2 separate regions of the Homo sapiens genome follow, and region 1 is linked to region 2. A link is a loop called in an ENCODE intact Hi-C map of the cell type or tissue named here. Cell type or tissue: gastrocnemius medialis. All regions are shown on one strand. Links, peaks and the distances in the headings refer to the core of each region. The heading gives the core; the rest is flanking DNA.

The links. Peaks named below come from ENCODE experiments on the same cell type or tissue, not always from the same donor. Only the 100,000 strongest peaks of a DNase experiment are listed, where the experiment ranks them.
Region 1: it touches region 2 in a loop (7-fold over the local background); 10 of 110 quality-filtered maps call a loop at or near these places.

Annotation. Positions count from the first base shown.
Region 1 is chr17:66,164,141-66,167,889 of GRCh38, reverse strand. All of the region lies in intron 4 of CEP112 (centrosomal protein 112), which reads left to right. Among named protein-coding and RNA genes, the nearest start is that of CEP112, 26 kb to the left of the region's middle. In gastrocnemius medialis, for the core only: a CTCF peak has its summit at 2,133 (motif pointing right); no DNase peak of the experiment used is centred there.
Region 2 is chr17:65,420,157-65,423,905 of GRCh38, reverse strand. No RefSeq gene overlaps it. Among named protein-coding and RNA genes, the nearest start is that of LINC02563, 36 kb to the left of the region's middle. In gastrocnemius medialis, for the core only: no CTCF peak of the experiment used is centred there; no DNase peak of the experiment used is centred there; H3K27ac peaks cover 563 bases.

The DNA of each region.
Region 1 (3,749 bases), core at 721-3,220, 740 kb before region 2:
GCTAGGTACTGTTCTAGAAATCTTTTCCAAGTCATCAGATTGAATCCTCTCTATAGTCCAGTGAGGCTGACATCATTGCCCTTTTGTATTTATAGACAAGATAACAGCTTCAGGAAAGTCCAGTGACTTTTCCAGTGATGGATCCAATATTGGAATGCAGGGCCTTATGATTTCACACCCATGTTCTTTCTAGTGTATCATATAGGCATAAGTACTTTATGCAGCAAATATGGAAATTTCAGTTTTATCTGTTTTTTTCCACTTGTGCTGCGTCAGCAATCCTGGGCAGCTATACCTTTGTTTTTGGTTATTTCTAGGTTGAGCTGAAAGAAAGCAGTTTGCCTTTGTTCACATTCCACTTCTGACACTTGGCAACCATCTGTCCTCAGGCAAGTTACTTAATTTCTCTAAACCCCAGTTTCATCACTCGTAAATGGAGATAGTGGTAGTACTAACTTCGGGGTTAGTACTACCACTATCTCCATTTGCAAATGGAGTTGTAAGGACAAAGTGAAATAAGACGTGTAGAGCCCTTGACAGAGGGCCTGTTAAGTGTTAGCTGCGGCTACCACCATCATCACTGGTATGGTGATCATTATTGTAATAGTTCATCAGGGCCTTGCTTGTTAGATTGTTTGACCATGCTTTTGCTTCCCTAATTACTAATCCTCCCAAAGGGTATTATCTTAAAGTCTGTTGGTCATTAATTATTTTCAGTTACTAAAAGTCATTTTGTATTCCCTGAGAAAAATAAATTATGACTCTGCAGAAAGGTTATGATTGTAAGTATGAATCCTGCACAATATCAAAATAAAGAATGGTAATTCTATTTTAAAAGAGGCTTTATAGGAATCTTTAAACAATGTAATAGGCCTCTTTTTCAAGGATAGAAGGAACACACAGTGGCTGGCCTCATTGTTTACATTTTTTCACGCCATATATTTGAAGCTGCCTAAGTAACTGTGTGTTTTTTTTTTTTTTTTTTTGAGATGGAGTCTTGCTCTGTCACCCAGGCTGGAGTGCAGTGGCACGATCTCGGCTCACTGCAACCTCTGCCTCCCGGGTTCAAGCGATTCTTCTGCCTCAGCCTCCTGAGTAGCTGGGATTACAGGCGTGTGCCACCACGCCTGGCTAATTTTTTTATTTTTATTTTTAGTAGACACGAGGTTTCATCGTGCTGGCCAGGCTGGTCTCGAACTCCTGACCTCAGGTGATCCCCCTCCCTCGGCCTCCCAAAGTGCTGGGATTACAGGTGTGAGCCACCGTGCTCGGCTGGTAACTAATATTTTGATTTTAGTTCACATCATCTATATATTCTTCATGCTTTATCTCAAAGAACACAAAAGTAATAGGTTGTATTCTTGCTTTACAATTCTGTGAAAAATGTTTTGAAGCTTCTTGTTAATGGCTTGTAGTAATTTTATGTCTTTTCAGTGAAGTATACGTGGTCTGGTAGCTTATCACCAAAGTGCAGTGAGGTTCTGGGATAGGGAAAGATGTAAAAAAATGATTTAATAGCACTTATTATTTTTACTGAAAACTTTGATTAAAAGTTAGGGTAGGGTGAAGAGGAGTAATGTTAAATAAACCCTGACCTTTAAACACTGCTTTACAATGGAAGAAACACGTTGCTTCTGCTTATTTGAGAGGAATTTATTGATGAAAAAGAAGGCATTTAATTAGGTGCCATTTTATTAGGAGCCTACACCAGATTGCTTAGGATTTCTAGGAGAGTGCAAATAATTATTATTAACTACCTACTATTTTTACCATATCAGATTTAGGCTAATTTTATATAAATTATATTTATCTTTTAACTCATGTTGGGTCATCTAAATAATACATGTGTTCATACCTGTAAGAAAGAACTTGGAGAATAATTATCCTATTTTAAATAATTATAGAGGACTATAGTTTTTACATCTTTGCTTTAATGAGATTTTGCCATGGGTTATTTGATGCTAGATTTTAGTTTGGAATGAAGATTCTAATTATGGTCCTGCCCTTATGGAAAATGTGACTTGCTTTATAATGATCCTCTTTATGATATGGTTTTCCAGGAATGCATTGTGGCAAAAAGCTGGGATTCTGTATGTCTTACCCCAATATAGCTAGCATTTCATTTGTGTGTGCAGTTTAATAACATGGCCAGCAGATGGTGATCAAGTATAATGAAAACCCACTTGTGGTTGAAGAAGTTAATCTATGTGAGCAAACATTTTTCACTTTAAAAATATTGATTTAATTTTTTAGTCTGGGCATGCAAAAGAATCTTTTTACTTTGTTAAACTCCACTTTTATATGTAAATGATACTATATAACATTATAAATTGCTCCTCCTGAAATTGTTGGATAATTTAGCAAGGAGCCAATCAATACCTTTCCTTCTTAGTAAAACCTTCTTAAATATTACCTGCCAAAAGTACATTCATTTTATTTGTGAATAACCCTGATGTTTGGGCAGATATGTGTTCTACAGCAGTACTGTTCAATAGAACTTTCTGATGGTAATGTTCTATAGGCGGCACTGTCCAATACAGTCGCCACCAGTAAACGTGACTATTGAACACTTGAAATGTGGCTGGTGTGATTGAAAAACTGAATTTCTAATTTTAATTAACTTAAATAGCCACATGTGATTAGGGGCTACTGTGTTGGGCAGAACAGTACCAGATCCGAATCTTCTGCTTGGCCATTGCAAAACCTGACTGACCAGATGGAGAGCTGGTGGCCTGTTCTCTGTCTCGGTGGGGATGTGGGGTAGGAATGGGGACTAGGGCTTGGGTGCTGGTGCATAGAAACTGGCTCTGCCACATGGGAGACCTTTCTTCTGTGCTTACTTGCATTTCACGGGCAGCTCCCTTTTTTGGTGATGATCACCCATGATCAACATCTAGTTGCTCTTGGTCAATTTCTGCTGTCAGAGGAGCTCCTACTAACAAAAAAGAAACTGTTTATAAATAAATATACACACACACACACACACACACACACACACACACATATATGTGTGTATATATATATATATTTTTTTTGAGATGGAGTTTCACTTTGTTGCCCAGGCTGGAGTGCAATGGCACGATCTCGGCTCACCACAACCTCTGCCTTCTGTGTTCAAGCAATTCTCTGCCTCAGCCTCCTGAATAGCTGGGATTACGGGCGCCTGCCACCACGCCCAACTAATTTTTGTATTTTTAGTAGAGACGGGGCTTTACCATCTTGGCCAGGCTGGTCTTGAATGCCTGACGTTGTGATCCATATGCCTCGGCCTCCCAAAGTGCTGGGATTACAGGCATGAGCTACCATGCTGGCCATTTTTTTTTTTTTTTTTTTGAGATAGAGTTTCGCACTGTCGCCCAGGCTGGAGTGCAGTGGCGCGATCTCCCCTCACTGCAACCTCTGCCTCCTGGGTTCAGTGATTCTCCTGCCCCAGCCTCCCGAGTAGCTGGGATTACAGGTGCCCGCCACCACGCCTGGCTAATTTTTGTATTTTTGGTAGAGACGGGGTCTTGCTATGTTGGCCAGGGTGGGCTCCAACTCTTGACCTCAAATGGTCCTCCCGCCTTGGCCTCCCAAAGTGCTGGGATTACAGGCGTGAGCCACTGTGCCTGGCCAAATCTGACTAATTTGACAATCTTTTATACAATGGACACTTGCTGATAGACACTTAACCTTGTACTCTAGAAATAGGACTGCTACATAAATGAGAAGTGAAAACTGCTTGTTAGAGTACACAATAAAATACAACA
Region 2 (3,749 bases), core at 450-2,949:
TGAACGCGTATTGTCCACCTGGTCTCTAACTCTCTGAGGGCCTGGCCAAGTCACTCACCTCCTCTTTCTGTCCCTCTAATGTAAGAGGCTATTAATGCTTACTTCATAGAGGTGCTGTGAGAGTTAATTAAGGTTTGCTAAATGCTTTGAAATCCGTGGATGAAAGGCCCAGTTGGGGAGAACTTTATGATTATTCTCATGCATCATCTTAAGAAGTGTATGGTGATGATACCCACCTGGTACTTTTCATCTTCAAAGTGTTCTCCAGACATTAGCCAATTAAACGTCACAGTTCCCTGCCCAGTCAGTGGGTGTCCTCCAGGGAGGGAACCACGCAGCAAGTGGGTGACTCCTTCCCCTCTTGGCCACCAGGGAGTGGTGGTCAGAGCCAGGATTCCAGCTCCTCCAGCTGCAATCTTCCGCTGGGCTCTGTTTTGACCCTCCCAGCCCTCCATCTTTTCTGCTTCTAGGTATGGTGAGGACTGCTTAGGCTCCGGGACTCTGAAATCACGTTGCTTCTTATATAGTGTGTGTGATGCTACTCACTGAATGTTTTCAGTGGTGAGATGCATTTTTTCCCTACAATTGAACATCTCTGAAATCAGTATGCATCTTATAACTGATGAAGGGTTATAGTTCAATTAAAAGTGTTTTTCTTCTTACTAGTAAATAATATAATAGTGCATCATACAATTGTTGTCGTATGTCAACAATTGTTGAAATATATTACCACGATTTCTATTTGTAGTTTATTGTAGATTTGTAGTTTTTTTCCTGCTGATTTTCTAGAAGAACGTTTCTTCTCTCCACCCCCATGATAACAGTAACATATGGTCATTATAGTACATGGAAAATGCAGATAATTAAAATGAAGGACAGGCAACAATAATCCCAAGTTTCACAACCCAGAGGTCAATGCCAGTAACACATTACTATATTTTCTTTCAGCCTTTTCTCTTTTCTTTATTAGGAACAGTTCCCTCCTCTGGTTATAAAAGGAACTTATGTCCCCTGTAGAAAAATCTGAAAATACAGAAACTGGTGTAATACTAACTACAAAACACTGATAATCACATCGCCCAGAATGACCACTATTAAAATTGTAGTAACTATTACATTTCTATATGACATAAGTGAGCCATGTTAGTTATTTTTAAAAAGACAAAAAAAGTCTATAGTTAACTTTCAGATAAATTTCCTTCTATCTTATATCTATTTGTCTATATTTCTATCTGGATATATATGTGTCTATATTTATATCTATGTACACACATACAATTGGAAACATAAAGCATGTATAATTTCCCCTGATTTTTAAATTTAACTTGTGTGCTGTTCAGTGGTATCTATCAGAGCTTATGATTATATGATTGATATAAATACTCTATGACTCAGCAACTCTATTCTTAGGTGTATGCCTATATTTGTTTGCTAGGACTGCCGTAACAAAGTACTACAGACAGGGTAACTTTTTTTTTTTTTTTTTGAGACGGAGTCTTGCTCTGTTCCCCAGGCTGGAGTGCAATGGTGTGATCTTGGCTCACTGCAACCTCTGCCTCCTGGGTTCAAGCGATTCTCCTGCCTCAGCCTCCCAAGTAGCTGGGATTACAGGCACGCACCACCACACCCAGCTAATTTTTGTATTTTTGGTAGAAACGGGGTTTTACCATGTTGGTCAGGCTGTTCTCAAACTCCTGACCTCGTGATCCACCCTCCTCTGCCTCCCAAAGTGCTGGGATTACAGGCATGAGCCACCACACCCAGCCCAGACTGGGTAACTTAAAACAACAGAAGCTTACTTCTGTATGGTTCTGGACTAGAAGTCCAAAATTAAGGTGTCAGGGCTGGTTCCTCCTGAGGGATGTGAGGGAAGGATCTCTTCCTCGCCTCTCTCCTTGGTTTGTGGATGGCCGCCTCTACCTGTATGTTTGCATGGACTTCTTTCTATACGTGTGTGTATTCAAATTACCTCTTCTTATTAAGATATCAGTCATATTGGATTAGGGCTGACCCCAATCACCTCATTTTTAACTTAATTACTTCTGTAAAGTCTCTGTCTTCAAATATGGTCACATTCTGAGGTACTAGGGGTTAAGACTTCAACATATGGGGCCAGGCGCAGTGGTTCCTGCCTGTAATCCCAGCACTTTGGGAGGCTGAGGTGGGCTGATCTCTGAGGTATGGAGTTTGAGACCAGCCTGGCCAAGTCTACTAAAAATACAAAAATTAGCCAGGCACGGTGGTGTGCGCCTGTAATCCCAGCTACTCAGGAGGCTGAGGCATGAGAATCGCTTGAACCCATGAGGTGGAGGTTGTGGTGAGCTGAGATCCCACCACTACACTCCAGGCTGGGCAACAGAGCGAGACTCTGTCTCAAAAAAAAAAAAAAAAAGACTTCAACATATGAATGAGGGGGCACAACTTATTCCCTAGTAATACCCAAGTGCTTATGTTCACCAAAGAATGTACAAAAATGTTCATAGCAGCTTTATTCATAATAACCAAAAATCAGAAGTAACCCAATGCCCAGCAGCAGTAGAAAAGATTTAAAAACGTGATACATTCATACAATGAAATACTATACAGCACTAAAAAATCAACTTCCGCTACACATAACAACATGCATGAATCTCACAGATATGAAGTTGAGCAGAAGAAGCCAAACACAAGTCTCCAGACAGTTTGAGTCCATTTACATGATATTCAAGAATATGCAAAATAAATGTATGATGATAAAGTCAGAATAGTGGTTAGCTCTTGGGTGGGTGTGCAGTGGAGATTACATAGGACTACCTATGTGTCCAGACTCAGTGACTGTAAGCTTAAGATTTATGTACTTATGTTAGACCTCAATGTTTATGAATGCTCTTACAGAGATTCCCTGTATTACTAGAGATTTTTCTAAAACATGCTGTCCAGTGACTACAAAATGTCCCATTTTTCATAAAATGGCCAATGATGGCTGATCACTTATCACATGCCAGGGACTGTTCTAAGGACTGCTGGTACTAAGTGAATTAATCCTCACCAAACCTTATGAGGTTAGTTACCAACATTATCCCCAATTTGCAGATGAGGAAAACCAAACACAAAAAGCTAACTTCCTTAGGTTAACATCATGAGGGGTCACCAGCAATCTGATTAAGAGGTCACATGCTCAACCACTCTGCCACACTGTCCTTCTGGTCAGGCATCATGACACCTGCCCCTCCCTCTCCCCATGCAAACAAATTGCAATTGATTGGCTATTAGGTTGGTGCAAAAGTAATTGCGGTTTTTGCCATTACTTTCAGTGGCAAAACCTGCAATTACTTGTTGTCTCCTTGTTGGACATTCAGATCAATACCTTTTTTCTCTATTATAAATAAAGCAGCAACCAACAGTCTTGTATCTTTTTCTGATTTTTTTTAAAAAAGTACATCTTTTTCTGCATCCTGATTCTTCCTGTAGCATAGAGCCCTAGGTTCCTACTACAGCATCCAAGTCTTTGAATTTGAGAGCACTTGATCCAAATTGCTAATTTGTTCTCCAGATAAAGTAGCTCATATACCTGCAATTAGCTGCTCATTTACGTATCTTCATAACACATCTCACTTCTATTAGGCCACCCAGAAAGGTCCCGGTCACTGGCCGTCAGTTGATTTGTGCTCAGAAAAGTTAGAATGAAAATGCTATTTATGTGTATATGTGTGTGTGTGTATTATATAGATAATGTTGATGAAATAAATACCCACACATACACACATGCT